Regions from separate parts of the Homo sapiens genome. Here region 1 is linked to region 2. A link is an interaction called in ENCODE POLR2A ChIA-PET data of the cell type or tissue named here. Cell type or tissue: PC-9. All regions are shown on one strand. Links, peaks and the distances in the headings refer to the core of each region. The heading gives the core; the rest is flanking DNA.

The links. ChIA-PET counts read pairs that join two places held together with the same protein. Peaks named below come from ENCODE experiments on the same cell type or tissue, not always from the same donor. Only the 100,000 strongest peaks of a DNase experiment are listed, where the experiment ranks them.
Region 1: POLR2A ChIA-PET joins it to region 2 with 5 read pairs; 2 of 35 experiments call an interaction of 5 or more read pairs at or near these places.

The regions. Positions count from the first base shown.
Region 1 is chr9:91,387,664-91,403,850 of GRCh38, forward strand. No RefSeq gene overlaps it. Among named protein-coding and RNA genes, the nearest start is that of NFIL3, 28 kb to the right of the region's middle. In PC-9, for the core only: no CTCF peak of the experiment used is centred there; DNase peaks (open chromatin) are centred at 7,558 and 8,348; H3K27ac peaks cover 950 bases.
Region 2 is chr9:91,226,330-91,242,516 of GRCh38, forward strand. The region is part of intron 6 of AUH (AU RNA binding methylglutaconyl-CoA hydratase); the gene reads right to left. Among named protein-coding and RNA genes, the nearest start is that of LINC02937, 71 kb to the left of the region's middle. RefSeq lists a silencer at 9,658-9,952. In PC-9, for the core only: no CTCF peak of the experiment used is centred there; no DNase peak of the experiment used is centred there.

The DNA.
Region 1 (16,187 bases), core at 5,050-10,049, 160 kb after region 2:
TCAGCCAACTTGACACATTTCTCCACCTTTGGCTAAGCCTGGCCAGGCTCAGTCCCTGGGAGTTTCAGCAGAGCATACCCAGGGCCTCAGGCACTGCCTGTCTGAGAGCTTTGAACAGGGAGGGCCCAAATCCGCAGGGCCTTCCCCTCAAGGATCTTCCCACCCCCTAACCCCTCCAAGCTTTGTTAGACCCCAGCAGGCCCACAGCAAATGGCACACCACAGGTTCTCAGCCCCTTCTGTGATGTCATTCTTCATTTTACCTGAGTAGAGAGGCTGTTATCCCCACTGTGTCTGGCTGGGGGTAAATCCAACCCATTGCCCTTGTAGTGTTCAGTGTTGCTGGCTAGTTTCCAGTTTGTTGTAATGCCCAGTATACTATTGTAGCATGTGTGTGGTGTGGGGTGTGTGTGTGTATGTTTGTGTATCTGTGTAAATCAATGTATCAATGTATTTGATTCAGACTGTCCAACCACCTACTTGTTGATGTCAGAGGCAAGAAAGCACAGTTATCCAAAATAGTGATTTCCAGGTAAAGGGATGGGGAGAATAGGAGGGAGGTGAGACCAGCTTGCTCAGGTGGGTCAAGGGTGAGCTGTTGTGAGAGTCTTCTCCCAATGTCCCAGGTCTTCCAGTAATTGCATAAAGAGGTTACCCGAGGTTAAAATATATGTCTCCAGTACTTAAATGTCTCTCTGGGCCTCTGTGTAGTTGTTGTTTTTTTTTTTTTTTTTTTTTTTGGCCAGAGAGGAAGAGCTGTTATTTTTATTTTTCCTTTATAACATCTAGTACTAAAGGCCTTCTTTGGGTAATGCCTAAATAGTTTATTGCTATTTTGGCCTAATTGATTCTTTTCCTCAGCTACATTCTATTATTTTTCTTTCAGGTATTTAACAAGTGACATGTTTTGTTTTTTCTTTTATGATGAGTTAATCTTCAAAGTTTCTTATAAAGAGACAGAGAAAAAAATAAGGAGGAACCACTAGGCACCTATTAGAACGAGTACCATAAAAAATACTGGGTGCTGGGAAGGATAGGAAGCAGCCGGAAGCCTCACGTGTTGCCAGGGGAATGCAAAACGGTGCCATCACTTTGAAAACGGTTTGACGGTTTCTCAGAGTTAAGCACACACTTACATATGACCCAGCAACCCCACACCTGGGTTTTGACCCTAGAGAAATGAAAAGTTCTTTTCTTTTAAGATGGAGTTTCACTCTTGTTGCCCAGGCTTGAGTTCAGTGGCACAATCTCGGCTCACCAAAACCTCCGCCTCCCAGATTCAAGTGATTCTCCTGCCTCGGCCTCTCAAGTAGCTGGGATTACAGGTGTGTGCCACCATGCCCAGCTACTTTTGCATTTTTAGTAGAGACGGGGTTTCACTATGTTGGTCAGGCTGGTCTCGAACTCCTGACCTCAAGTGATCCACTAGCCTCGGCCTCCCAAAGTGCTGGGATTACGGGCATAAGCCATTGCATCTGGGCTGAAAAGTTCTTTTCACACAAAACTTTGCACAAGCTTTACTTGTAATAGCCCTAAACTGGAAACAACCCAAATGTCTTTCAAAGAGTGAATGGCTAACATATGGTGGTCCAGCCGTAGCATCATGGTATTCTACTCTGCAATAAAAAGGAGCCAACCGTTGATACACAAAACAGCTTGGATCATCTCAAAGGTACTGTGCTAAGTGAAGGAAGCCTGACTCAAAATGTTAAATGCCATGTGATTCCATTTATAAGACATTCTTGAAAAGACAAAGACAAAAACTATAATGATAGAGTGGTTCTGAACAGAATTTTTCTTTGGAGTAACGATCTCACTCTGTCACCCAGGCTGGAGTGTAGTCGTGTGATCACAGCACACTGTAACCTTGAACTCCTCAAGCTATCCTGCCACCTTAGCCTACAAAGTAACTGGGACCCATAGGTGCATGCCACCACACTGGGTTATTTTATTTTTTTTAAATATTTTTGTGGAGACATGCTTTGTTGATCAGGCTGCTCTCAAACTCCTGGCTTCAAGCGACCCTTCTGCCTTGGCCTCCCAAAGTGCTGGGATTATAAGTGTGACCACCATGCCTGGCCCAGAATTTTTTTAATCCATTCTGCGAATTCATTGTGTTTCTTGAGACTTAGTTACTTTCTTCTGTCATTTGTTTTTATTTATTTTTGAGACAGAGTCTCACTCTGTCATCACTCAGGCTGGAGTGCAGTAGTGCAATCTTGGCTCACTGCAACCTCCACCTCCCTGGTTCAAGCAATTCTCATGCCTTGGCCACCCAAGTAGCTGGGATTACAGATGCGCACCACTATGCCCAGCTCATTTTTGTGTTTTTAGTAAAGACGAGTTTTCACCTTGTTGGCCAGGCTGGTCTCAAACTCCGGGCCTCAAGTGATCTGCCCACCTTGGCCTCCCAAAGTGCTGAGATTACAGGTGTGAGCCACCACCACTCCCGGTGTGGTTTTTTTTTTTTGTAACACTCTCACTCTGTTGCTCAGGCTGGAGTGCAGTGGTGCGATTACAGCACACTGTAATCTCGAACTCCTCAAGCAATTCTCCCACCTTAGCCTACCAAGTAACTGGGACCATAGGTGCACACCACCACACTGGGTTATTTTATCTTTATTTTTTATTTTTGTTGAGACGTGCTTTGTTGTCCAGGCTGGTCTCCAACTCCTGGCTTCAAGTGACTCTTCTGCCTTGGCCTCCCAAAGTGCTGGGATTACAAATGTGACCACCACACCCAGCCCAGAATTTTTTTAATTCATTATGTTTCTTGAGATTTAAATTCTTCTATCATTATTTATTTATTTATTTATTTTTGAGACAGAGTCTCACTCTGTCATCACCCAGGCTGAAATGCAATGGCGCAATCTTGGCTCTCTGCAACCTCTGCCTCCCCAGTTCAAGCAATTCTTGAGCCTCAGCCACCCAAGTAGCTGAGATTACAGGTGCGTATAGCCATGCCCAGCTGATTTTTGTATTTTTAGTAGAGACGGGGTTTCACCATGTTGGCCAGGCTGGTCTTGAACTCCTGGCCTCAAGAGATCCATCCGCCTTGGCCTTCCAAAGTGTTAGGGTTACAGACGTGAGCCACTGAGCCCTGCTTTTTTTTTTTTTTTTTTTTTTTTTTTGAGTAAGACTCTCACTCTGTCACTCAGGTTGGAGTGCAGTGGTGTGATTACAGCACACTGTAACCTCAAACTCAAGCGATTCTTCCACCTTAGCCTACCAAGTAACTGGGAACATAAGTGCACGCCACCACATTGGGTTATTTTATCTTTATTTTTTATTTTTGTAGAGACATGCTTTGTTGCCCAGGCTGGTTTCAAACCCCTGGCTTCAAGTGACTCTTCCACCTTGGCCTCCCAAAGTGCTGGGATTTTTTAAATCCAGCCTAGAATTTTTTTTAATTCAGTCTGCTAATTCATTATGTTTCTTGAGATTTAATTAAATTCTCCTATCATTTGTTTTAAGTCTGACCTAGTATAAGCCCCCCATTTCCTTGATTTGAGCAACAGGACCACAAGAATTACTTCCTGGTTTTGAAGCATACGATCGCTCTGTTGGTTGATCATAGTGATCCTCTTTGTATCCTCCAGGCAGAGGTGGGGGTGCTGTCAAAGACTCCCCAGGGTCAGCTCCCAGAGGTGGGCAGTTGCTACTATAGTCTGATTTCTGCCATAACGTCTGCCTATGCACATTATCAAAGCCCCCACTAACACTGAAGCCATTGCCTTTGGCTCTAGGTTTTTGCTTCTTGTTTTCACTCCTATGGATTTGGTTAGGCCTGCGTTGAGTTTTAACCTGGATTTATTTCCTAAATTCTTGTTTAATGCCTTTTCTACACTAGACTGTGAGTCAGTTTTTCATAGTCTTCCTAGGCTGGAGGTTTTCCTTTAAGTATGGCTTTGATTTCAGAGAGTCTTTCTGCAGTGTGACCTCGTTTTCCTGTTAATTTAGTTGGGATTCATCCCATACTCATCACCAACTTGACATTACCAGCCAAGTAGTTGCAGAGGTCACAGAACAGAAAGTCTCACCGGACAAGTTAAACTCTTCCAGGCACTTAATGTATTAAGTCAATTTAAAACACACACGGAGATGCAAGGGAAAAGAAATACGGTTAGTTAGCAGACTTAGTGTAGGGTGTGAGCAGGATGAAGGGCCAGGCTCTCTGAATCCTGGTACATGACAGTGTTCATGTGGTGTGTCTGTCATTTGTCTCTGTCTCATCAGCTGTCCCTATAGATGATGTTATAAGGACTAGTGTTGAGGTTTGAGCCAGGGTGCCCAACCATAGGAGGTGCCTGGCACCAAGGCGGCAAGGATGCCTGGCCACTTGACAGCTTGTCAATTAGCCTGCTGAGCAGATAAGGGTTTTATTTGCTTTTCTTAGACAGAGAACAGGTAGGGCCAGAAAGGGTGTCACTGATGGGTGGTTGAATTCAAACCTCATGAATATGTATTGCCTCAAGTGCCTCCTGTATATTTAGAGTAATATATGTTGGGTATCTCTCAGTCCATTCTCTCACGCTTTGCTTGCTAACAACTTTTCTTTATCTAACGTATCTTGAGAATTTTGTGGATGTCTTCCAAGCTACATACTTACTACTCATCTATACTTCTATCTTAAGTTTCTTCCTTTCCATTTTTTTCCTTCCATAGCAGAATTGAATATTAACAAACACCACCAAAACATGCACGTAATGCTATGCATTTTATACTCTACTACCCCAACCTGTTGAGCAACGGGACTAGGGAGGGAGACAAAGCCAACATTCATTTATGTGTTATCTCAGGTTCTCTTCTATTACTTTTATTACTAACACCACTATTAGCAAACATGGCTTTCCATCTGCAGGCCAAATGAGCCTGCCAATACCAGGTTCTAGAATAAGATCTACTTGCTTGATCACTGGTAGAACTGGACAACTGCTGTAGCTGATAAACTGTTTGCTTCCTCATCTTTGTGGGGAGCTGGTGCCCTAAGACTCAAGGCACAGAGGAGCAGAGAATGCATGCTTCCCCAGATAGGTAGACCCCAGAGGGAGATGGAAAGGAAAGGGGCTAGGCCACAAGGCCTAGAAAAGGAAACAAAAAAATAGTTGCAAGCATTTGATCACATCGGAATATGAACATATGTGATAATTTTCTGAAGACAAGAAATTATTAAAGCCAGAAAAACAACATTTAAATTAAGCATAGTAGTAAGTAAATTTAGCTTCTTAAAAATGAGAGACTTGTGCTTCAAGTGACTCAAGAAATCAGTATACTCATGCCTGTAATTGCAGCACTTTGCTGCAGGCCGAGGCGAGTGGATCACCTGAGATCAGGAGTTCAAGACCAGCCTAGCCAACATGGTGAAACCCGTCTCTGCTAAAAATACAAAAATTAGCTGGGTGTGGTGGTGGGCTCCTGTAATCCAAGCTACTCAGGAGGCTGAGGTAGGAGAATCACTTGAACCCGGGAGGCAGAGGTTGCAGTGAGCTGAGATTGCGCCACTGCACTCCAGCCTAGCAACAGAATAAGGCTCCTTCTCAAAAAAAAAAAAAAGAAAATAAATCAGTATAAAGCTACAAACAGAGGACAGCATCTTAGAGGTTGACTCTTGTGAGTTAAGAGTTCACTGTGCGGTTGTATAGATTTATACACACACACACACACACACACACACACACACACAAGACAGAGGAATTGATTTAGCATAGGAATTGGCTCACGTAATTATGGAGGCCCAAGGAGTCCCACAATTTGTTGTCTGCAAGCTGGAGACTCGGGAAAGCCAGTGATGTAAATCAGTTTGAGTTTGAAGGCCTGAGAATCAGGAACAGTGAAGTGACGGTGTCAGTCTCGGAGTCCAAATGCCGGAGAACCCAGAGTGCTGATGTCTGAGGCCAGGAGAAGATGGATGTCCTAGCTCAAATGGAAGAGATCAAATTCGCCCCTCCTCTGCCCTTTTGCTCTGTGTGGGCCCTTAACAAATTGGATGATGCCCACTCACACTGGGAAGAGCTACCCTCTTTACTCAGTCTACCAATTCAAATGGTAATCTTTTCCAGAAACACTCTTACAAATACACCCGGAAATAATGCTTTACCAGCATCTGGGTGTCCTTTAAGTCCAGTCAAGTCGATACCTAAAATTAACCATCATGGCGGCCAACCGACTAAGTCTGCATGAGGAGGTAGTAGAGCCCTGGGGCTCACCGGCAAGTAAGAGGCACATTGCTTGCCTCCTCCACCGCCATCGAAATGTGTTGATTATATGTAACTTTGAGCTGTTAAATGTAATTCCACTGCAATTACATCATGAAACTGAGACAGTATGATGGGTTACTGACAAAAGTAAAATGGGTGTGAAAATGCCTCCATATGGAGACTCCATATGTGCATATGTTTTTTGTGTAGGTTTGCATATATAAGCACTTTTAATATGGAAAAATACACATTAAACCACTTCACATTGGTCATCTTGGGGGGATCAGATTGGGGAAGGGGAAGTTTTAAATTTTTCTTTCTATACTTCTATATTATATTTCTTTTATATTTTTATAACGTTAAAAATATCGTAAAAACCTCCTTCTCCACTTGAGTCATGTTCGAATGAAATCCCACTTACCAAGTCTGAACCGTCTTGGCGCACCATTATTAACTGAATGGTGCTTTGCATTTCTGAATGGCCTACTGTTGGAAAAAAAATCGGGAACCCTAACAACCGGCTGGATTTGAGGAATGGATAGAGCAGGTAGGAGGTACCTTACCTTTATTAAAATGCCACAAACACTTATTGTGTAAAGTTAAATAAGTCACTATTAAGAGCTGAATTGTCTTCCTCAAAATTTGTAAGTGGAAGTCCTAACACCTGGTACTTCAGAATGCGACTATATTTGGAGACAGGGTCTTTAAAGAGGCAATTGAGTTAAAATGAGGTCAGTAGGGTGGGCCTTCACCCAATCTGACAGGTGTCTTTATAAAAAGAGAGAGTTAGAGGACACAGACACACACAGAAGACCATGTGAAGATGCAGGGAGAAGACGTCATCTATCTGCAAGCCAAGGAGAGAGGCTTCAGAAGGAGCCAACCCTGCCAACACCTTATCTTAAACTTCTAGCCTCCAGAACTACAAGAAAATAGATTTTTTGTTGTTTAAGCCTCCAGACTGTGGGACTTTGTTACAGCAGCTCTAGAAAACCAAAAGAGCCACAAATACTCATATATAGTATGTCTTCATTCTAATGGTACATTAAAAAAAAGATTACTGCCTCATATTGATGTTTAACCATGTGTTTGATGTTCCTGCTTTTTAACTTTTAAAGATTCTTTTATAATTCCTTGCATTTTACCCTCAGAATAATCCAATGCATTCAGAGAAATCAGGTATTCTTATTTTACAAGTGAAGAAACTGAGGCACAGAAGGATTAAGTGACTTGACCAAAGTCTTCTAGCAAGTGGTCTCCTGAACCGACAGCCTTTCTATGTACCACATTCAACCTATCAAATGGAGTATTTCACAATAACTGTCTCTGCTGGTGCTTATTTCCACATAGGTCACATTCATTCAGCAAACATATTGAGCAACTAGTTTGTGTCTGTCTTTCTTAGGAGTTGAGGAGACAATGACGGAGAGGACACAGTCCTGCTTTTGAGGAGCACATGGTCTAGGTGTGTTGACAGACACATGAACAACATTTTATATAATGTGAGAAACACTATAATCACAGCATGAGTACGGCATTGTAGGGACACCACTGAGAATGTCTTTACAGATGTGGTAGAAACTGAGTGGGTCTTGAAGAATTCAAAGGAGTTTGTCAGACAGGGATGGGGATTCCCAATGGAAGAAGCTTCATGTGCAGAGGCCCAGAGTTGTGCAAGGTGGGAACAAGGACGCTGAGGATGGAAAAGAGATTGGAGTGTGGCAGTGCAGGGAGGGGGAGATTTCATACTTGTCTACTAAAAACGTTAGATACCTTTAGCTTTATGACAAACTCACTGTTTTGTGGTTCTTCATTTTTCACTAGTTTCACCAAGACAGACTTTTTTGGGGGCCGTTCCTATAGATCTTACTTCTCACATTTTAATGAGTATGATGTATCACCTGGGGATTTTGTTAGAGTGCAGATTCTGATTCTGAGAGGGGCCTGCTAGTCTGCATTTCTAGAAGATTCCATGTCAGATTCTCGCTGCTGGAGCCTGGACCACACTTTGAATAGCAAAGCTTAGTCTGTAAAGTAAGAAATCAGAAGATTGGGTTGACCACATTTGTATTTTAGGAAGTTAAACCAGACAAACATGTGTAAAACTGGTTGTAAGCGACTTGCTGCTGCAAGTCACAAAACAAAAGTTCTGCGGATATGTATCCTGTGGGTTATGACTCATTTCAGGAATTCCTCAAATGGCAAGAATACCTCAAAGATTCATGAAATATGCATTATTTGAATGTACTATGTATGTTTCTTCCTAATTTAATACTTTAGTCCTAGTATAGAAGTGGAATTTTAGTAGAATTCTTATAAGTAAGTAGTATGTTTCAATTACAGGATATCTACAGCAAAAAATAAAATGACTTAAAAATAATACAAATAAAACCAGCAGTAGTTGACTTGGTGCCATCTTTTCTCAGGAACGTGAGTAATGACTGGGTCCCATACATGGAGAACAGATTGCTCCACGCAAGGCCTATTAGAAGTTAACACCAAAGCAGATGTTCTTGAAGCTACTGTTACCATTATAGATGCAAATCCAGACAAGCTGTTCCCATTTTATAGGAAAAAAAATGTAATAATAAATTACCATACTTACCTTAATGGCTTAATAAGAATTCATTAGTGAGCATTCATAAAAGAGGATAAGAAGTTTAAAAATGTACTGCTTAAAATAATTAATACTTTTATCACATCAGAAGCCTAAGACATAGTAAGCAATAGCAGATGGTAATTTTAATATCTTACAAATATCATGAAGGCTGCTGGAACCCAAGGTAGAAAACTGCAAAATACAATGACTTTGGGGTCAGTTGTAATTATAAAGAAGCTCAAAGGTCAGAGACCAGATGGAATCCCTCTCAAGTTTAATCCAGAGATGTTTCTCACAAAGAATTTAATAGGTGATTGCTTTCCCTCAAAGCCTATTTGAATGCTAGCCCTGAAAGAATTTACAAATTTTAAAGGGGGAACTTGGCCGGGCACGGTAGCTCACACCTGTAATCCCAGCACTTTGGGAGGCCTAGGAGAGTGGGTCGCCTGAGGTCAGGAGTTCGGGACCAGCCTGGTCAACATAGTGAAACCCCGTCTCTACTAAAAATACAAAAAAAAAAAAAATTAGCCTGGTGTAGTGGCACATGCTTGTAATCCCAGCTACTCAGGATGCTGAGGCAGGAGAATTCGCTTGAACCTGAGAGGCGGCGGTTGCAGTGAGCCAAGATCACACCATTGCACTCCAGTCTGGGCAACACAAGCGAAACTCCGTCTCAAAAAATTATAAAATAAAATAAAATACAGGGGGATCTTATATTCTTTGGCCTTATATTCTATAAGGAGCTTTCTGGTGCCTTGAATCAACACAATTCCTGATGGATTCAAAGCCAAACTTTATGTAGTTTCCCATTGCCTCATTAAACTGCTCAGTGGTAGAAGCTTTTTCCTGTCCACTGGAAGAACACTAAGGCAGGCTATGACTTTCCTTGTTCATTTTTAGGTAATAAACAAGTCTTAGGCATGTTATAAGACAAACATAGCCTCAATTTTAAAATATAGTGCAGGTGTCAAAAATAGTTCAAAACTGGAAACCATCTATAAGGCTATCTTAGCCATTAAAATCCAAGCTGGTGAGAAGAAATAGGGAGAAGAAGAAATAGAGATGTGTGTATATTTTTAACATTTGGAAACATCTAAAAGCTTTAAACTGGGATGTCAAAATGTGCCTTACCTTTTTTTTTTTTTGTAAAAACCCAATTAGCTGATCAAGTATATGAAAAGCTGCCATTCCTCTACCTCCAATCCCTCCTCATACAAAGCAGTGGTCTTTACTGGGGTCCAAGGATGATGCCCAGTATGTTTACAAAATTATCCTTTGTGATGCAGGGAGAATATTGGAATTATTTTTCATATTTATTTGTCTGAAAATGAGATACATTAAGCTTTAATAATATTTATTTTATTTATTCCTGTTTTTGAGACAGTTCTCGCTCTGTCACCCAGGCTGGAGTGCAGCGGCTCACTGCAACCTCCGCCTCCTGGGTTCAAGCAATTCTCGTGCTTCAGCCACCTAAGTAGCTGGGATTATAGGTGTGTACCACCACACCCAGCTAATTTTTGTATTTTTAGTAGAGATAGGGTTTCAAACTTCTGGCCTCAAGTGATCTGCCCACCTTGGCCTCCCAAAGTGCTAGGATTATAGGCATGAGCCACCCCACTCAGCAAGGTTTATTAATATTTAATATTCTAACTGACTTTAGTACCTGCACTTTCTCATCGAATAGAAGGATGGGTGGATGGATGGATAAAAAGATAGGTAGATAGATAGATAGATGTATGATGTATGTATGGGTAGATAAGTAAATAGATAACAGCTAGATGGATGAGTTAATGGGTGGATAGACAGATGATAGATGGATGATAGATGGTTGATAGATAGGGAGGAAAGTAGATAATAGATACATAGATAGATGTACTTTTTTCTTTTCTTTTCTTTTCTTCCTTTTTTCTTTTTTTTTTTTAATAGCTAGGACTGTGGGATAAACAAAAGTTGGAAACCACTGGTCTAAAATACTAGGACATTTTTGTTTTGCATTTCCAGAATCTGGCAAGGTACTACTTAATTTATTCAAGTTGTTTTCAAGGGGTACCATTTAAGAGGGCTGATTTTTAGATGGAAAGAACAGTAATGCCAGTAGTACACAGATATTATCTAACCTAGAAAATGATTGTCTTGAAAAGGTAGTCCTAATTTTCTTGTATCAGAATTTACTTTGAATAATGCTACAGGAAAAGAGCTGTATGATGGATGCCAGGGCAGGCGCGTGCTGTAGACGTGGAAGCAGAAGAGCACCCAGGATATGGGGTGATGAAGAATGTTGTCACAGAGTAGGGAAGAGCAGAACTCTTTTACCAGGTAGAAGCCCAATACCACACACACACACACACACACACACACACACACACACGAAAAAGAGGAGCACTAATGAGAGGAGAACTGGGCCTTGAGACCTAGGCTTTCATGCCCCCTTCTTTTGCCTCCCAGAGGCCAGTAAAGCCTCTCTGTGGGCTTCCTGGGTTCCAGGGAGAACAGTTCACATCAGTGGTATGAAATCACGGCTTTCAAGACTTTGCTTCAGCAGAGACCTATCATAAGAGATGCATTTTACATTGGAAATGCAAACATGTCAGGATGTGTGTTTCTTGAAACTGCAGCTTGACTTGCTACCTTGAATGCACTGCCATGTCATCTGTTCCTGCATCTGAAATGCTGGCTAGTGTCCCTGGCATTCATGGCACAAGCCAGTGCAGTTGCAACCCACAGTCTGGAATTCACAGAGAATGGGAGATACGCTAGGAAAGGTTAGTATCAGCTGAAATGTTAAGGGTCTTAAGTTTCAGACAAGGAGGTTTAGGCGTTGTTATTTGTAACCAAGAGGGTCTCCTGAGGTTTTTAGAAGGGGGGCAATGTGGCCAGACACAGTGGCTCATGCCTATAATCCCAGCATTTTGGAAAGCCAAGGCGGAAGGATTGCTTGAGCCCGGGAGTTCTAGACCAGTCAGAGCAACATCATGAAACCCTGTCTCTATTAAAAAAAAATTTAAAAATTATGGTGGCGCGAACTTTAAATGTAAAATTTAAAAACTTCAAATTTAGCATTAAAAAAAAAATGGTGCCACGAACCTGTAATCCCAGCTACTTGGAAGGCTGAGGCGGGATGACTGCTTGAGCCATGCAAGCAATCATCAAGGTCAAGGCTGCAGTGAGCCATGATTGCACCACTGTATTCCAGCCTGGGCGACAGAGTGAGATCCTGTTCCCCCCAAAAAAGAAGGTGGGCAGTGTGTCTCAATGTGGGCTTTGGGGAGGTGGTCGGCCTGTAGCAGTAGGCACAGTGTGGTAGATGGTGCAGGGCTCACTGGCACTGGGGACAGTAGTGATAGCCCACAGACTAGTTTAGGCTCTTGCAGCCTAAACTGGGGGAGTAAAATAGTTATTATGCTTCTCACCCTCTCCCCCATGATTTTTTTGCCCTTAAAAATGCTACCAGCTCAGACCTAAGGAAGTGTCGCATAGCGATTAGGAGTGTGGCTCTCAAAGTCACCTCCTTGCTCCTCACCTACCCACTCTGTGCACGTGGCCAGGTGACTTAAATTTCCCTGCCGACCTCTGCGAAAGGCTATTTCTGGGACACAGGAAGAGCTCTCAAAGTACAGTGAATGTTAGTGGCATTGTGCAGAAGCCCAATGTTAGTGGCATCGCGCAGAAGCCCAGAGGACCACACTTCCTCGGGAGTTGGCGCTCACGGAGTCCAGCTGTGCCAGCCATGTCCCCAGGGAAACAATTCCCCTCTGCAAAGGCAGAACATTCCTCTGAAGCAGCTTCCAAATCTGCTGTCACTTGCGGCCTGGTCACCTAGTTCTTCAATCACAATTGTGGGAAGAGGGGGCAAAGGAAATGCCAGCAGGGCTCTTGCCTTAGCACTCACTGTGACTGTGTATGTTTAAAATACATAAAAGGCATACTCAAAAATGACCTGTTGTTCATTCTTTCTTACGCTTTCATCATAAATATGCGTTACTGCACGTTTAAGGCACCATTTAATTTTTGGTACGCTATTCATAATACTGAGGTGTAAGAGAACTTGCAAGAACATTAGGCAGGGACAAATAAAAGTAGCAGGCTCTAGCCATCGCTTGTATTTTCTTCTGCTTAGCCATTTTTGATTGCTTTCTCCAGTTATTTATTTATTACCCAATATGAAGCACAGAGAGGAAAAAAGATGTTTTGTTTTTGTTTTTTAAGAGACAAGGTCTCGCCATCACCCAGGCTGGAGTGCAATGGAGCTATCATAGCTCACTGCAGTCTCAAACTCCTGGGCTCAAGCAATCTTTCCACCTCACCCTCCCAAGTAGCTGGGACTGCAGGTGCCCACCACCACCTCAGCTAATTTTTAAAAATTTTTTATAGAGACGGGGTCTTGCTGTGTTGCCCAGGCTGGTCTTAAACTCCTGCCTAAAGGGGTCCTTCTGCCTTGTCCTTTCAAAGTGCTGGGATTACAGGTGAGAGCCACCCCACGTTGGTGCTTTCACCAGTTATTACAGCATACGTTTATTTCTTTCTTTTTTCTTTTTTTTGAGACAAGGGTCTCGCTCTGTTGCCCAGGCTGGAGTGTAGTGGCATGATCTCAGCTCACTGCAACCTCCACCTCCCGGGTTCAAGTGATTCTCTTGCCTCAGCCTTTTGAGTAGCTGGGACTACAGGTGTGCACCACCACACCTGTATTCTTTGTATTTTTAATAGAGACAGGATTTCACCATGTTGGCCAGGCTGGTCTTGAACTCGTGCCCTCAGGTGATCCGCCTGCCTCAGCCTCCCAAAGTGCTGGAATTTCAGGTGTGAGCCACCATGCTTGGCCTATAGTACACTTTGCTCTATCCTAGAACTTTCTGGCCTGAGGCTAATTTACTCTCAAACTTAATGAATGGGAAGAGTGACACTTCCCTCATTTCTGCCTTATTCCATGACTCTGAGGAGGTGCTAAGATGCTTCCTTCTACCTGGAAAAAGTGAGTTTTTAAGTGTGTTTTGCAAGCTTTAGGCCTAATTTGCATGTTCACAGCAAGTGAAGTGGAAAATATAGACAATTATCTTGATTTTTCTAGAAACACACTCATTTAAAATATCAAAAAATTCAGAATATTTTCCCTTGAATTATTTCAGTAATTATCCCAATTTTGTTCTGTATTGATGTTGGTATGATATTAGGTGCCACTTGGGGCATACAATACAAAAGCAACTACAAACTGAAGAAGCAAAAAATAACATCATGATACTTATCATACTTTGCGGAAAATGAAGAACAGGTTCATTACAATGCACCATCTTCAGTGACCCTGGCTCTGCTGGGGTTTCACTGTTGTTGAAGTGTTCAGAACACACTAATGTACCCAGGGAAGGAAGAGCTCTTTGGCTTCTCCAGATCTTTTTCTTGACTCCTGCTCACCTGCTCTCCTGACTCTCCCACCTGGATTCACCTTGAGCTGACACCCCTGATAAGTCTTTCAGCAGCATTTACAAGGTTACATTTCCTCCAGCCATTCCTAAGTGAATCAAAGGCATTTTCTTAAGCCTGGAATTCAAGGTCCTTTGGCAACTGGTTCTATGTTCATCTTTGAATTCTGTTACTAATCCTCTGAATAAATTCCCTTCTGCAATGATGCAGAGTACTTCATCACTTTACCGCCCCCTGCCCCCAACAGTAGTATTCATGCCCAACACGTCTTCCCTGCTCATCCAAGTTCTAAATTTTCCTTCTCATCTAGGTTCTTTCTTTTTTGCTTTCTTTTTATGTCTTTTTTTTTTTTTCCTGAGACAGGGTCTTGCTGTGTCACCCAGGCTGGAGTGCAGTGGTACAATAACGGCTCACTGCAGCCTTGACCTCCTGGGCTCAAGTGATTGTCCTACTTCAGCTTCTTGACCAGCTGGGACTACAGGCACACACCACCACACTCGGCTAATTTTTAAATTTTTTGCAGAGATGGGGTTTCCCCATGTTGCCCAGGCTGGTCTCGAACTCCTGAGCTCAAGCAATCCTCCTTCCTGGCCTCCCAAAGTGATGGGATTACAGGTGTGACTACCACACCTGACTAATCCAGGTTCTTTAATTGCCAAAATGTCCTTTAGTTTCTTCCCAGTTCTGTTTCCTGAGTTTCTTTGGTAGATATATTTCTTTTTTTTTTTTTTGAGATGGAGTCTCGCCTTGTCGCCCTCGCTGGAATGCAGTGGCACAATCTTGGCTCACTGCAACCTCCGCCTCTTGGGTTCAAGTAATTCTCTGCCTCAGCCTCCCGAGTAGCTGGGATCACAAGCATGCGCCACCATGCCCAGCTAATTTTTGTACTTTTAGTAGAGACAGGGTTTCACCATCTTGGCCAGGCTGGTCTTGAACTCCTGACCTTGTGATCTGCCCGCCTTGGCCTCCCAAAGTGCTAGAATTATAGGCGTGAGCCACTGCACCCAGCCAGATAGATTTCTTTCTACCTATTCTACCTCTTGATAATGTACTCTATTGGCTCTTACTACTTTTAGCATTTTGGTCTTTCCTTTACAGGTAGATTTAAAACTCTTCACAAGGAGATAGTTTCTTTTTGTTATGTTTCCTTTACAGCATGTTGCACAGAACTGGGTATCCATTAGGCGATTCATGGTCATTGAAAATTAGCAGGTAGGGGTGTTCCCTAACCCCTGAGATCTAGATAAGATGACCTCCAGGTCTTAGTTGCATGGGTCGTCACAGTCCAAGTCTCCTTCCAGATTCTGCAGGTTCCTCGGGTCAGCCTTCATGGCCATGGCCTTGGACTCCTGCTTTCAGACAAGCTGCTCTGCAGAATGCTCACTCAGATATAAAGTCCAGCAAACAAAAACTCACAAAAAGCATTTCTGAGTCTAGTAGGACCTACTGAAAATCTAAGGAGGAAATATTCTGGACTGTTTCCATTCGGCAATGGAAACTATTTCAAATCAGACAGTGGCCTTCTGGGTCCTGTGGCTGCCCACCCACAGGGAGTCTGCATTGGCTCTTTAGCCAGGCAGGGTTCCCTCCCTTCTCTTTTCTCCTCCATCCTCTTTCTTTCAAAAGCAATCCTCCCCGCTGCCCTAAAAAAGCACAAATCACCACCATCATCTGACTCACTTTCTCTGCAAAGCAACTTACCTATGTTTGTGCCAGGCATCTACAAACATCACGGTTTTTAGCATTTCTGCTGGGATCCCAGTATCATATCAAAGTTCTTTTCTCAGAAAGAAAGTTCCCTCTCTCACTAGAAATCTGACATAGCTGTTAGAACAACTTTGTTTTTTAACCCTGTTATACTGAAATATGTTTACTTCAGGGGTTATTAATTTTGAGGTTCCTTCCTGTTCTTCATCTCCCTTTTGTTAGATTGCTATGTTATTCTTGAACAACTTCCTTTTTCTCCCTCCTTTCCTA
Region 2 (16,187 bases), core at 6,014-11,013:
TTGGCTGCATAAATGTCTTCTTTTGAGAAGTGTCTGTTCATGTCCTTTGCCCACTTTTTGATGGGGTTGTTTGTTTTTTTCTTGTAAATTTGTTTGAGTTCATTGTAGATTCTGGATATTAGCCCTTTGTCAGATGAGTAGGTTGCAAACATTTTCTCCCATTCTGTAGGTTGCCTGTTCACTCTGATGGTAGTTTCTTTTGCTGTGCAGAAGCTCTTTAGTTTAATTAGATCCCATTTGTCAATTTTGGCTTTTGTTGCCATTGCTTTTGGTGTTTTAGACATGAAGTCCTTGCCCATGCCTATGTCCTGAATGGTAATGCCTAGGTTTTCTTCTAGGGTTTTTATGGTTTTAGGTCTAACGTTTAAGTCTTTAATCCATCTTGAATTGATTTTTGTATAAGGTGTAAGGAAGGGATCCAGTTTCAGCTTTCTACATATGGCTAGCCAGTTTTCCCAGCACCATTTATTAAATAGGGAATCCTTTCCCCATTGCTTGTTTTTCTCAGGTTTGTCAAAGATCAGATAGTTGTAGATATGCGGCGTTATTTCTGAGGGCTCTGTTCTGTTCCATTGATCTATATCTCTGTTTTGGTACCAGTACCATGCTGTTTTGGTTACTGTAGCCTTGTAGTATAGTTTGAAGTCAGGTAGTGTGATGCCTCCAGCTTTGTTCTTTTGGCTTAGGAATGACTTGGCAATGCGGGCTCTTTTTTGGTTCCATATGAACTTTAAAGTAGTTTCTCCCAATTCTGTAAAGAAAGGCATTGGTAGCTTGATGGGGATGGCATTGAATCTGTAAATTACCTTGGGCAGTATGGCCATTTTCACGATATTGATTCTTCCTACCCATGAGCATGGAATGTTCTTCCATTTGTTTGTGTCCTCGTTTATTTCCTTGAGCAGCGGTTTGTAGTTCTCCTTGAAGAGGTCGTTCACATCCCTTGTAAGTTGGATTCCTAGGTATTTTATTCTCTTTGAAGCAATTGTGAATGGGAGTTCACTCATGATTTGGCTCTCTGTTTGTCTGTTGTTGGTGTATAGGAATGCTTGTGATTTTTGCACATTGATTTTGTATCCTGAGACTTTGCTGAAGTTGCTTATCAGCTTAAGGAGATTTTGGGCTGAGACAATGGGGTTTTCTAGATATACAATCATGTCATCTGCAAACAGGGACAATTTGACTTCCTCTTTTCCTAATTGAATACCCTTTATTTCCTTCTCCTGCCTAATTGCCCTGGCCAGAACTTCCAACACTATGTTGAATAGGAGTGGTGAGAGAGGGCATCCCTGTCTTGTGCCAGTTTTCAAAGGGAATGCTTCCAGTTTTTGCCCATTCAGTATGATATTGGCTGTGGGTTTGTCATAGATAGCTCTTATTATTTTGAAATATGTCCCATCAATACCTAATTTATTGAGAGCTTTTAGCATGAAGCATTGTTGAATTTTGTCAAAGGCCTTTTCTGCATCTATTGAGATAATCATGTGGTTTTTGTCTTTGGCTCTGTTTATGTGCTGGATTACATTTATTGATTTGCGTATATTGAACCAGCCTTGCATCCCAGGGATGAAGCCCACTTGATCATGGTGGATAAGCTTTTTGATGTGCTGCTGGATTTGGTTTGCCAGTATTTTATTGAGGATTTTTGCATCCATGTTCATCAAGGATATTGGTCTAAAATTCTCTTTTTTGGTTGTGTGTCTGCCCGGCTTTGGTATCAGAATGATGCTGGCCTCAGAAAATGAGTTAGGGAGGATTCCCTCTTTTTCTATTGATTGGCATAGTTTCAGAAGGAATGGTACCAGTTCCTCCTTGTACCTCTGGTAGAATTCGGCTGTGAATCCATCTGGTCCTGGACTCTTTTTGGTTGGTAAGCTATTGATTATTGCCACAATTTCACATCCTGTTATTGGTCTATTCAGAGATTCAACTTCTTCGTGGTTTAGTCTTGGAAGAGTGTATGTGTCAAGGAATTTATCCATTTCTTCTAGATTTTCTAGTTTATTTGCATAGAGGTGTTTGTAGTATTCTCTGATGGTAGTTTGTATTTCTGTGGGATCGGTGGTGATATCCCCTTTATCATTTTTTATTGCGTCTATTTGATTCTTCTCTCTTTTTTTCTTTATTAGTCTTGCTAGCGGTCTATCAATTTTGTTGATCCTTTCAAAAAACCAGCTCCTGGATTCATTAATTTTTTCAAGGGTTTTTTGTGTCTCTATTTCCTTCAGTTCTGCTCTGATTTTAGTTATTTCTTGCCTTCTGCTAGCTTTTGAATGTGTTTGCTCTTGCTTTTCTAGTTCTTTTAATTGTGATGTTAGGGTGTCAATTTTGGATCTTTCCTGCTTTCTCTTGTGGGCATTTAGTGCTATAAATTTCCCTCTACACACTGCTTTGAATGTGTCCCAGAGATTCTGGTATGTTGTGTCTTTGTTCTCATTGGTTTCAAAGAACATCTTTATATCTGCCTTCATTTCGTTATGTACCCAGTAGTCATTTAGGAGCAGGTTGTTCAGTTTCCATGTAGTTGAGCAGTTTTGAGTGAGATTCTTAATCCTGAGTTCTAGTTTGATTGCACTGTGGTCTGAGAGACAGTTTGTTTTAATTTCTGTTATTTTACATTTGCTGAGGAGAGCTTTACTTCCAAGAATGTGGTCAATTTTGGAATAGGTGTGGTGTGGTGCTGAAAAAAATGTATATTCTGTTGATTTGGGGTGGAGAGTTCTGTAGATGTCTATTAGGTCCTCTTGGTGCAGAGCTGAGTTCAATTCCTGGGTATCCTTGTTGACTTTCTGTCTCGTTGATCTGTCTAATGTTGACAGTGGGGTGTTAAAGTCTCCCATTATTAATGTGTGGGAGTCTAAGTCTCTTTGTAGGTCACTCAGGACTTGCTTTATGAATCTGGGTGCTCCTGTATTGGGTGCATATATATTTAGGATAGTTAGCTCTTCTTATTGAATTGATCCCTTTACCATTATGTAATGGCCTTCTTTGTCTCTTTTGATCTTTGTTGGTTTAAAGTCTGTTTTATCAGAGACTAGGATTGCAACCCCTGCCTTTTTTTGTTTTCCATTTGCTTGGTAGATCTTCCTCCATCCTTTTATTTTGAGCCTATGTGTGTCTCTGCACGTGAGATGGGCTTCCTGAATACAGCACACTGATGGGTCTTGACTCTTTATCCAATTTGCCAGTCTGTGTCTTTTAATTGGAGCATTTAGTCCATTTACATTTAAAGTTAATAGTGTTATGTGTGAATTTGATCCTGTCATTATGATGTTAGCTGGTTATTTTGCTCGTTGGTTGATGCAGTTTCTTCCTAGTCTCGATGGTCTTTACATTTTGGCATGATTTTGCAAGCGGCTGGTACCAGTTGTTCCTTTCCATGTTTAGCACTTCCTTCAGGAGCTCTTTTAGGGCAGGCCTGGTGGTGACAAAATCTCTCAGCATTTGCTTGTCTGTAAAGTATTTTATTTCTCCTTCACTTATGAAGCTTAGTTTGGCTGGATATGAAATTCTGGGTTGAAAATTCTTTTCTTTAAGAATGTTGAATATTGGCCCCCACTCTCTTCTGGCTTGTAGGGTTTCTGCCAAGAGATTCGCTGTTAAGTCTGATGGGCTTCCCTTTGAGGGTAACCCGACCTTTCTCTCTGGCTGCCCTTAACATTTTTTCCTTCATTTCAACTTTGGTGAATCTGACAATTATGTGTCTTGGAGTTGCTCTTCTCGAGGAGTATCTTTGTGGCGTTCTCTGTATTTCCTGAATCTGAATGTTGGCCTGCCTTGCTAGATTGGGGAAATTCTCCTGGATAATATCCTGCAGAGTGTTTTCCAACTTGGTTCCATTCTCCCCATCACTTTCAGGTACACCAATCAGACGTAGATTTGGTCTTTTCACATAGTCCCATATTTCTTGGAGGCTTTGCTCGTTTCTTTTTCTTTTTTCTCTAAACTTTCCTTCTCGCTTCATTTCATTCATTTCATCTTCCATTGCTGATACCTTTTCTTCCAGTTGATCGCAGCGGCTCCTGAGGCTTCTGCATTCTTCACGTAGTTCTCGAGCCTTGGTTTTCAGCTCCATCAGCTCCTTTAAGCACTTCTCTGTATTGGTTATTCTAGTTATACATTCTTCTAAATTTTTTTCAAAGTTTTCAACTTCTTTGCCTTTGGTTTGAATGTCCTCCCATAGCTCAGAGTAATCTGATCGTCTGAAGCCTTCTTCTCTCAGCTCGTCAAAGTCATTCTCCGTCCAGCTTTGTTCCGTTGCTGGTGAGGAGCTGCGTTCCTTTGGAGGAGGAGAGGCACTCTGATTTTTAGAGTTTCCAGTTTTTCTGTTCAGTTTTTTCCCCATCTTTGTGGTTTTATCTACTTTTGGTCTTTGATGATGGTGATGTACAGATGGGTTTTTGGTGTGGATGTCCTTTCTGTTTGTTAGTTTTCCTTCTAACAGACAGGACCCTCAGCTGCAGGTCTGTTGGAGAACCCTGCAGTGTGAGGTATCAGTGTGCCCCTGCTGGAGGGTGCCTCCCAGTTAGGCTGCTCGGGGCTCAGGGGTCACGGACCCACTTGAGGAGGCAGTCTGCCCGTTCTCCGATCTCCAGCTGCCTACTGGGAGAACCACTGCTCTCTTCAAAGCTGTCAGACAGGGACATTTAAGTCTGCAGAGGTTACTGCTGTCTTTTTGTCTGTGCCCTGCCCCCAGAGGTGGAGCCTACAGAGGCACGCAGGCCTCCTTGAGCTGTGGTGGGCTCTACCCAGTTCAAGCTTCCCGGCTGCTTTGTTTACCTAAGCAAGCCTGGGCAATGGTGGGTGCCCCTCCCCCAGCCTCGGTGCTGCCTTGCAGTTTGATCTCAGACTGCTGTGCTAGCAATCAGCGAGACTCCATGGGGTAGGACCCTCCGAGCCAGGTGCGGGATATAATCTCGTGGTGCGCCGTTTTTTAAGCCCGTCGGAAAAGCGCAGTATTCGGGTCGGGTGGGAGTGACCCGATTTTCCAGGTGCCGTCGGTCACCCCTTTCTTTGATTAGGAAAGGCAACTCCCTGACCTCTTGCACTTCCCAAGTGAGGCAATGCCTCGCCCTGCTTCGGCTCACACACGGTGCGCGCACCCACTGACCTGCGCCCACTGTCTGGCACTCCCTAGTGAGATGAACCTGGTACCACAGATGGAAATGCAGAAATCACCCGTCTTCTGCGTAGCTCAGGCTGGGAGCTGTAGACCGGAGCTGTTCCTATTCGGTCATCTAAAGTGCCACTTCTAAACAGTCTTGGTGACTGATGACATTAAGCAGTGGAATTAAAAAAATAGGATTGTCCTTGGTGAAATTATAATTGTTTCAGTCTCACAAGCAGCCCTAATGCATTCAAGGTGACAGAGGTCTACAAAACTATTCAAACTCACACTGTCCATCCCAACAGCTTCCAATGCAGAGCCTGACTCCTGGTCAGGATCTGCTCTGAGGCTCCCTGGGCTGGAGCTATATACTCAGGGATTACGACATCAGCAAGTAACACATTCCCAGGACACTCCTGCAGATACTCCATAGTACTACAGAGTATGAGGAGAAATGTGAAGATAAGCTGAAAATTACAGGATAGCTCACAAGGCTTCCACTAAAAAACAAAGATCTCACAGCGACCACAGTTAATAATAGTATGTACTTATATGATTTTGAATGTTCTTACCACACAAAAAAAGATAAGTTGGTGAAGTCGTGGATATGTTAATTAGCTTGATTGACTCTTTCTACAATGTTTACATAGATCAATACACTATGGCCAGGCATGGTGGTGGCTCACACCTGTAATCCCAGCACTTTAGGAGGCTGGGGCAGGGGGATAGCTTGAGCCCAGGAGTTTGAGACCAGCCTGGCCAACGTAACAAGACTCTGTCTCTACCACACATAGAGATACAAAATCAGCCAGGCATCGCATGCTGACTACGGAGGCTGAGGCAGGAGGATTATTTGAGCCTAGGAAGTGGATGCTACAGTGAGCTATGATTATGCCACTGCAGTCCAGCCTGGGTGACAGAGCGAGATCTGTCTCTAAAAATATAAAAATGAAAACAAAATTATCACATTGTGCCCCATAAATATACAATTATTTGTCAGTTAAAAATAAATTTTAAAAAACAAGTGCCTCAAACCTTCCTAGGGGTAGTAAATTTATAGCACTTTTCCTTCCACAGAAAAGCAACTATAATATTTCTGCCATTTCAACACCCCACCAGCCAAAGGTACTATGTGAAGTTTCGTGTACCTACATGACGCTATGTCCAGATCAGCAAGCAGAAACTGAGTTCCAAAGCTGCATTACTATGCTATGAAGAAAGAAAGCGCCTTGGCCACTGCCCTTCCCTTTCTAATGTGTGAATGCTTAGAATATACAAGGGGATTTCTAAGGCTTTTTGCCTTGGCTGTGTCAACTTGGAGGTTCTGATTCAGTGAGTATGAGGTGAACCTAAGGTTCTGCATTTCTAATAGGCTCCAACATTCAGCTGAAGAGGCAGCAGAATCTACTAACCCACTGCTCTAAAACAGGAGGTGGAGAGATAATTCTCTTAAATTAAAGCAACAGAATTTACATAACCAAGTAAGTAATTGCAATCATCACCTCACATGCTGTCTACTTGTTGTTTAGGACCATTTTGGAATTCCTCCTTTAAAACTAATTTCACAGATGACAACCCATTTTTTCACTCATTGAAGCATCACTATGGAGGGACCCTGTTTTGGTACATGGATACATCCATGAACAAAACAAAGCCCCTGGCCCCTGGCGTTCAACACTGTCATGGGAAGCCTCGCAATAAAGAAAGAAATACACACAGAGAGTAAGAAAGCGGGGGGAGATGGAGTGGGGATGGGCACAGTTAAGACAGGATGGCCAGGGAAGGGCTCTGAGCAGGTGACACTGGAGCTGAGGCAGGAGGTAGCAAGGATTCCCACACAGGTCTGGGGAATGCATCTCCAGGAGGAACACGAAGGGCACAGGTTTTGTGGGAATTGCAACTGATTCACTTGTGGAGCACAAGGAGGTCCAGTGTGGCTGAAGTGCACAGCAGGGGCAGATCCTGTGGGTCCCATGGGCCCAAAAGGACCTGGGGTTTACTCTGAGGGGGACAAGAAGCCACTGAACATCTGAGAGCATCTTCTGAGAAACAGTGGTATGGGACTGTCATTCTCTAATGAAGATTTGAGCTTGTCAACCTAAATAAAAAACAGGGAGAGGGCCTCTAAAAGGAATCTGGGAATAAAGCATTGCAACAGGAATGCGTATGCCATAAACAATGTGTATATTCAGGGAGATAAAGGAAGACAAAGGTTTTTAGAGGAAAAAATGAAGATTACGTAACTGTTTCAAAATAATTATCCTTGGCTACAAAGATCAATAACAAGTAACGCCAGCCTGAGGCTGGACAGGCAGTTGAACAGACATCCTTGCAGAAGTGTCTTCTGTATAAGGTTACAATGGCCTTCATGTAAGGTTGTGGTTTTTGCAGAGTGTTTTGTGATGGTTTTAGTTATCAGGCATACAAGCATAAGAACCCTCTTTTCATGGGCTTCTCAATTCTATTTGTCAGGGTTATTTTTAACACCAGTGATTCCATTTTGATTCCTCAGAGATTTGAGGGAGAATTATGGTCATGAACTAAGAAGACGGGGGTAGGCAGATGTTTGTACTATTTGTGGTGGAGCTCCAACAAGCTCAGAGAGAGACTTCTAAACAAGTTCCCCAAATGATTTGAATGTTGGCCATGTTTTGGCTGCTCAACATCCACTGCCCCCATTAAAATCCCGGTCTTGCTTTTGGAGACCCCTTTGGCCACCCCTCTCTCCACTGTATCAGCCTTGGACAGTAGAGGATCCCTGCAACTGAAGCCCAAGAGCCAGAGCTGCCTCCTCTGCCCTGACACAGCTGGACAGGCGTCTACATCAGGTCTGGCCTGCTGGATGCTGCTTCCAGGACTGACAGTCTGAATGGGCAACCTCATGGCATGGAGATTTGCCAAGCTCACAAAGAGCACAGGGCAGTGACGTGCAGACCTGCCATGGTATAGACTGTCTAGTTCTGGGGCTCCTGGGTTCCAGTTTGTGCTCTAAGCTTCAATCTCTATCCATCTATTGATTTCAGGAGACTTACAATAAATTTCCTTTTCATTTAGGGTAGCCAGAGTCAATTTCTATTGCTTACTCTCCAAAAAGACGAATCATACAATAATAGAGCTATTAGTTTTCTTTCTCTTTAAAAAAGTCAGATGAAACTGAATGGGAGTTTATCCGTTTTACTTTTTCCAAATAAAGCTTATTTAAGTTCAATAAATAATTTATTGATTAACCTAACAAGTGCCAGGCACTGTCCTAGGTGCTGAACCCACAGTGCTGAGTAAGATAGACCATTCCTTACCATTCTGCAGAAGGAGAGCAAAGACAAATGGCAAGAAGCAATGGGCCAGAGAGAAGAGACTGTGAGGAGTGTTACACAGAGAATTTCAGGCAGGGAAGAGAGTTCTGAGACAGCACACTAGATGACTAATTTAGATTGGGTGGTTGGAGAAGGCCTGCTTGATAAAGGTGAGGCCAATGTCTGAAATATAACCAGACATCCAAATGAAGATCAGGAAGAACACCCAGTGATGAGCTCAGCTGGTACAAAGATGTAAAGATGAGGCAGAGTATGGCCCATTGAAGGAGACCACTGTGGCTCATAGGAAAGGATGTGAGGAGGAGCAGGACAGGAGCTTGGGTAAGCGGAGTAGAAGTTTACATTTTACCCTAGGCAAAGTGACACAAAGGCACTGGAGGATTTTGAGCAGCAAGTGACATAATTTGATCTGCACTTTAAAAAGATCATTTGTAAGATTGGGGGAGAAGAGATGATAGGGGCAAAATCAGAACAGGGTGCCCAGTAGGCAGCTACTGCTGTCACCCAAGTACAACAGGATGGCAGCTTGGACCGAGACAGCGCAAGGTAGGGAGAGAGATGTGGAGGACTTGGAATAAGTGTTGTCTGAAATGCTAGTTAAATGGATGCTGGGAGAAAGGAAAATCAATCTAATGGCTAGATTTTTAGCCTGAGTGTGTGAGTGTCCGATATTATGAACACTGACAAGAATGGAGGAGGGGGAAGCTGTGCTCTGGCCAAGGTAAGTATAATGTATCTTTTACACATAAGAGTGGAGCAGTCATGTGTGAGACTGGACACAGAGAATAAGGTTTACCAATGATTAGTATCATACAGGTAGCATTCAAAACCAAGGTCCTGAATAAGATCACTTAGGGAGACTGTTTAGACAAATGTCAGCAAGACCTGGACAGGTGCTCACTGAGGCTGTTCAGCTGCTCAGGTGCAGCCAACCACATTTTATAAGTCACCTGTTCCTGTTCTACCACTATTCACCCTACCCTTCCTTCAATAAAGCTATGTCTGCAGGGGTCTTCTAGGAAAGATATTCTTCACTGAAATAAAGACATTCAGGAATACACAGGTCTTCTTCCAGGATGCTGTCACCTCTAAATGTGATACTTAGAGCTATGGCAGCCACCTTGTGACCATGATGGAAGGTGGCAAGGGCAAAGTCTCCAAACTGAAGATGGCACAGCAGAAAGACAGCACTAGGCTGCTGACCTTATCAATCCTGAAGACGCCTTACTCTGTGACTGCTTGTGATGCTACAGAGTATTTTCTTATTGTTTAAGCCAGCTGAAATAGGGTTTCCTGTAATTTGTACCAAGAACATCAGGAAGTACAGATGGATGGAGGAAAGAGATTTGAACATGCATTTCAGAAAGTGGAAAAGCAAACATACTAGGGAAGTATGGCAGTGTTGCTGGGCAAAATTAACTACACACTTGAGATGTGTGATCAGGAGATGAGTTAGCATGATTATTTTTTCCATCCCTAGCAATTTCTAGCTAACTGGTGGCAGGGGTTGGGGGGATCGGGGTGGGGGTCTGGAACTTTGCCAGACAAGTACAAGAAGAGAGGAGAGAGCTCAGTAATACCAACCGTTGACATTACTGAGCAGATACTACATAACACTACGTAAATCCTCCCAAGTACTCCAAGAGTATTCACTCATTTAATCCTTACAATTCCCCTATGAGGTTAGTGGGAAGGTAGCTAAGGTCATTTGTAAGAAAGTGATTATCACAAAGAACCATGAAATCTAGGCTGTGTGAGGAGAGAAGAGAGGAAAAGAGGGAAATGATTGAGAGTGAGTGGCCCCAGACCTGAGGACTTAGTGAGGTCTGAACAGAACTGGAAGGTTAGGATGCTGCAGAGTGAGAGGCAGGAAATCGAGATTCAGAACAGAGCAGGTGTGCATAACTGGAGGTTGTGGGGTGACTGGGCTGAATGGGAAGGAGGAAGAGATCCCTGCAGGTGCAGTCACAGACTGCTAAAATTCAGCTCATGGACAGTATGAGACAATGTATAGATAATGCTCATCATGGTTTCTGGAATAAATTTTCTGTGTTTTAAAAGCCACTGAAAAGCAAATATTTGAATACTGAGAACCCATCATTTTTAAATAGGAAAAATAGTAATTTATTCTTAGCCCACCCAAAAGCTCCAATCAATTTCCCCACAAATCGATAAAATGGCAGGAAAAAAAACCCCATAAACTGCTATGTAACAGTCTACCACAATTTCTACATAATATTTAGCATTTTAAACACCAATTACCTACTTATTGAATTCTTAATGAATTATTTAGGGGATACGTGTATGTGCAGAAAATGAATCTATCAGCTACAGATTATGTTTCCTCCTATGTGGCATTAAACAGATAATGTGATGAAAATAAACAATAAGCTATGTTATAGGTAAAAGATGAATGCCAATAATGCTTAGCAAAATTAACAAAGAATTTCAAAACTGTTTACTTATCAAATGAAAAGTCTGGTGGTACAGGAGGGAGAGAGAGAGGCAAGAGTCACTGCTGCTCCCTGGTGATGCGGTAAAGCTGTGTGCCGGGGCAGGAGTGAGAACTGTTCACACTCAAATGAATTTCTTTCGTTGGTACTCAAGATCCTGGGAGTGAATGGCTTTGACTCACTGTCTGAAGCCACAGACAAAGTAAGAGGATAAAAACACTCAAAATGGATATCTTTGTTTCTTTTGCTTGTGATCTGTAAATAATATTAAAATGAGTTTCTAGTTTATAAGCGGTTGACTCTTTTCATTTATTCACTAGTTTTCAAAATTACAAGGTGGTTCCCTAGTATCCTCTAACGCTGAACAGTTAAGTTTTTAATCTTTGGAAATCATAATTAACTTATAGATTTTAGCCTATTTGATGTATGACAACCCACTGCAGTTAAAATCTTTATTGATGCTCAAACTACCCCATCTTTGACCAGTGAGGACTTAGTTAGATTGGCTGTGAAGTCCTTTTGACATGACCAAAATAGTCATCAATAACTTCCTGTTACCTGGTATCACAAAATGTTCCAAGCTCATCTTGTACCTTTCCTCCTCAGACCTTGATTCCTTTTAGTGGAGCTACATTTTTAAATGTAACGCTTTTGCTCACATCATGATCAAGTTTATTTACAATAGCAATGATTTCATATGGTATGTTCTGAATTCTTTTAAAGATTTTGCATTGAGATTCAAAGCTTCTCTTTTCTAACAAATGACGAGCACTGAGGATGAGCATTACCAAGGGAGTATGGGGAATGAGTTTTTTGCTAGTCAGTACTTCACTACATGGGCTACTGGATTGCCAACATTTTCAGTGTCCGTTTTATACTAATTTTATTGCTTTGATTTAACCACTTTCTTGAAAGCTTAAAAGTCAGAAACAAAATTTTGGGACCAGTTTTTTCAGGGTTGCATAAATATCACAAATGACCACTGTTAGAAACCAGGTTCCCTCAATGTTTCTCATTTGTCATTCTCAGGCTGCATCTTCTGTCCTTTCAGATTATCTCATGGTCCAAAAAGGCTGCTGAAGCCTTGCAATCAGGTCTGCAAACCAAATAGCAGGAAGGGAAAAGGGGGAATGGGAAGGGAGTGCTCCATTTTCAAAGCCACTGACTAAGTACTGGACAACAGTATCTGTTTGCATCTCACTGCCTAGAACTTGGCCATGTGTAGCTGGAGGAGGCTGGGAAATGTAGTTTCCTTGCTGAGTGTTTTGCCATAGCATAGAGAATAAAACTGGGACTCTCTCACTAAGGGAAAATGAAAATGGGTAGGCAATTAGCAGACACTACCACAAGTGGCAAAACTGTTTTCATCATGCAACAAAATGTCTTCATGTTCATGTATCACTTGGATAGAATAAAGATATACTTGAAATGTAATATTACTGTTTATTATTTTTCCTTCATTTAATCTTTTTGAGAAGACATCAAGAATTTTTCTCCCTAGGTAATAATCTCCTGCGATTATACTACTTAAAACACAACTTACTTTGAGGTAGCAACCTGTCTTAGCAGAGGCTTAAAGCACAGCAAGCTTTTGCCAGAGAAGGCAAGAAGTAAAATGTTTAAAATATCTGGTTATCTCCTGTATTCCCTGCTGCCTCTTGGGAGCCATGAGAACCTTCAATGCCATGGGGAGATGTTGGCAGCAATCTGAGACTACTCTCCCCTTTCCTCCAAGACCAAAAGACCTAAATTCAAAGTACAGAATAATGTGAAATATAGATGTTACTTCCCCCTTTTTATATTTACATGTATTAAAATAATCTAAAGCAAGCTTTGACATTTCACATTCAATTACAATGTAATGTGTAAAGAACTGACCATACCTTATGACTTTGGATTATAAAGTATGTTTTAGTAACATTTAACGGTGGAAAACCCAAGCTTTTTGTTCTGTTTTTTTTTTTTATCCTTCATCTTTTCCCTTCTCAAGAGAGCACAAAGAAAGAAGTCATACTGATAAAGGGGGATGCTCATAACAAATCTTCCAAGTTAAAAGTATGTGGATACCAAATTGAGGGCATTTACTGATATGCTTAGAAGTGATCTCTGACTTCTGATAGTAAATACCACTTTTGAATTACTTATAAATCTTCTCTCATAAATAGAAAAGCCCCACTTCAGGTTGTTTTTTCCTTGAACCATGGGAGGAAACACTGCAGTATAATGCTAACTTTGGATTATAAAGCCCACTGCAAGCTGATTCCTGTGGGACTCTGTGTCAGATGGCCTAGGCAAGAGCTTTCTTCATGCATCAGGGCTTGATGCTTACAAAACTAACTTCCTCTCACTTTACAATGAAAGCATCAGGGTTAAAGAGGAGTGAGCTATGTGAACAAACATGGCATGTTTACTAGTCTTAAATTGTGTCACAATCATACAAAAACCATAAAAATATTTATCCTTCCATTTGTGACCAATGTTTAAAGTGTTGTAATGCTTCCTATTCACTGAGGCCTGTTGTAAAGCAATGAAAACACACACGCACACACACACATGCACACACGCACGCACAAGACAGAGGGCTATGTAAGGAGAAAAACCTAACTGGCTCAACCCCAGCAGAACCTGCCTGAAGCATATTAGTTTGAGCTCTTTGTGGATTATGGTAGAGAAGCCTTTAGCAATCAGGACTGGAATGGGGAAGGAAGGCTGGACAGCAAAAACGTTTTTCCAGAGCAAATTAAGCAAACTGGCCACAATTAAACACTTTTGTGATACAGCTTTCATTAATATTTATTATAGAAAGCTTTTTCAACTATTATGCCACACACTGTTAGAGAAACATACACACCCAAGTCTTAATCATTAAAAACAAAATTACGCTTATTTTTCAATGTTTACATGCACCTTTAAAAACAAATATTTGCTGATACATTGTGATATCTTTTTAAAAAAAATTTTGAAGATGTATTGTTACCTACCAGAGGAACACAAAATCTTCCTTTCAAAATCTTTTATTTAAAGACTGCCATGGTGTGCATCTGTCCATTCTTGGCCAGCTCCCACCAATAGCACTGTGCACCCCTCCGCCTTTGAGTGCTGTCTTGAGGCTGTGAACTCAGATGCTTGCCCTGGTGGCTCTGAGAGGTCTCTGGAGGCTTCTCCTGCCCAACCCTCACTCACACCCATATGACCAAGACGTGAGCACATGACTCAAGTCAGACCAATCAACTCTCTCTCCTTCAGCGTGGATCTTGAACAGAGCAATGGAAGGAATGGCTGGGCTAGTAAATTGGAGTGAAGGCCTCCAGGTAAGGCTATCTGGAGCTGTACTTCCAGGGAGAAGTTTCTGTGATGGTGGAAAGGGTTTGTGTTTGCACTATGTAATACAGAAGTCACTAGCCACATGTGGCTACTGAACACTTGAAATGTGACTAGTATGGCTCAAGTTTTAATTTTTAGTTCATTCTGATCAATTTAAATTTAAATCATTGCATGTGGTTAGTGGCTACAATACTAGATGGCACAGGTCTAGAGTCTCCTGCCACTGAGAGAGTCTCTGGGGGCCCTTTAGCCTCCCATGAGCTCCCTTTTGGTGGTAACACTGGTTTCTGTTCAAAACCAAAGAAACTTGACATGACCTACAGTTCATTTCAACATGCCCAATGTCTTAGTCAATGATGCAGCTGAGGGAGAAGGTCTACACAACATCTCTACAGTTCATGGCCAGGGTAGGAGGATGCTGCACAGCACAAAGTGGGAAAACAGCCAGCTGATGCCTAGCGATAAGTGCGTTCTGTGGTCTAGACAACCTGGGTCACACAAAAGTGACCTAAGAAGGAAGACATTCAGAATCTAAATGATAATCTTACAATACAGTTGCTCAACATACACAAGAGAAGTGGTATCGGCCAGCCTGATCTAAACTGAGATCTTCCCAACAGACTTCTGAACATAACACCTATCCCAGGTACATGGAAACTGTCCAGAGAAACAAAACTAATAGAAAGAGGGGATCCAATGGACTCTTCTGTAGCAGCATACATGTATCAGATCAATTACTAGGGCTGCAGTAAGACATCTACCTACCTACAGTAAAAATATCATGCCATAACATGCCTAACCAACTATGTCTTACATGTGTTGCACTTTTTCATTCTAATCCCTAGTTATTTATATAGACAATATGTTATATATTATATATAAGTATATGTGATTGATTTAAAGTCATATTAGTATCTACAAATGTATTATAAGGATTATGGCTAGGCTGGATATTTTTTCCTTTTTGAGATTTTGTGTTAGGTTTTCCTTTATTAGGTTTTGTGGTAAGTACATAATATGTATTATGTATGTGTAATACATATATACTTGTGTCAAATGAACATGAATACATAAGCCAGCCCTAAAGAAAAGTCTTGATTACATTATTTTAATGCAGTAACATTTGCCAGAGATATAATGTTTCATGTTTACCTTACTAGACAAATCATGTAACTACTAAAGCAAAATGTCAAACTTAATACCTTGATATCTACAGATTCCACCCCTTAAGAGTTGTATTTAACATTTTATACTTTAAAAAAAAATCAAACTCTCTTAAATGGTGAAAACAAATCAACTATGTAATATTTCCTAGCCCAACTGGACACTGAATATGGTAAAGCATAAACCATGTAGTCTGTTTAAGAAAGAAACTATGTCATCATGTCTAATGATTTAAATAATAGTTATTTATTGTGCACTACAAGTTACTCTAAAACTCAGTGGTTTAAAACAAACACTTACTCTTTGATAGATTCTAAGGGGTCAGGAATCCAGGAAGAGCTTGGCTGGCTCTCCTGCTTCCAGGCTCCCTTCCCCACGGCTGGCAGGCCTTCTCGGTCCTGCACACATAAGCTACATTGCAGGGCTGCCTCTTGACAAGGCATTGCCAGGGCGAGTGAGTCAAGGAAGCCATAGTCTTTTTACAACCTATCTGAGAGGTGACGTCCCATTGCTTCTAAGTCAACATGGCCAGCCTCACTCCACAGGCAGCATTACACTGTGTGAACACCAGGCAGTCAGGTTAGAGGCTGCCTACCATGAGGACAAAGATTGATCAAGCAGCACACACTGTAAGGAGCATCTTTTCTTCCACTCATCTTTCTTTTACCAAAAAACCCCAGTATTTTTCAAGACAACATTCAGAGAGTATTTCCCAAAGTTCAAAATCATCCCTCATTCTTTCCAAATCAAGGAGGAAGTAAAAAAGAATATGTGAACCACTTATCTTGAAAAAATAATAGAGGAGGAAAAGTGTGGAGAGAATAC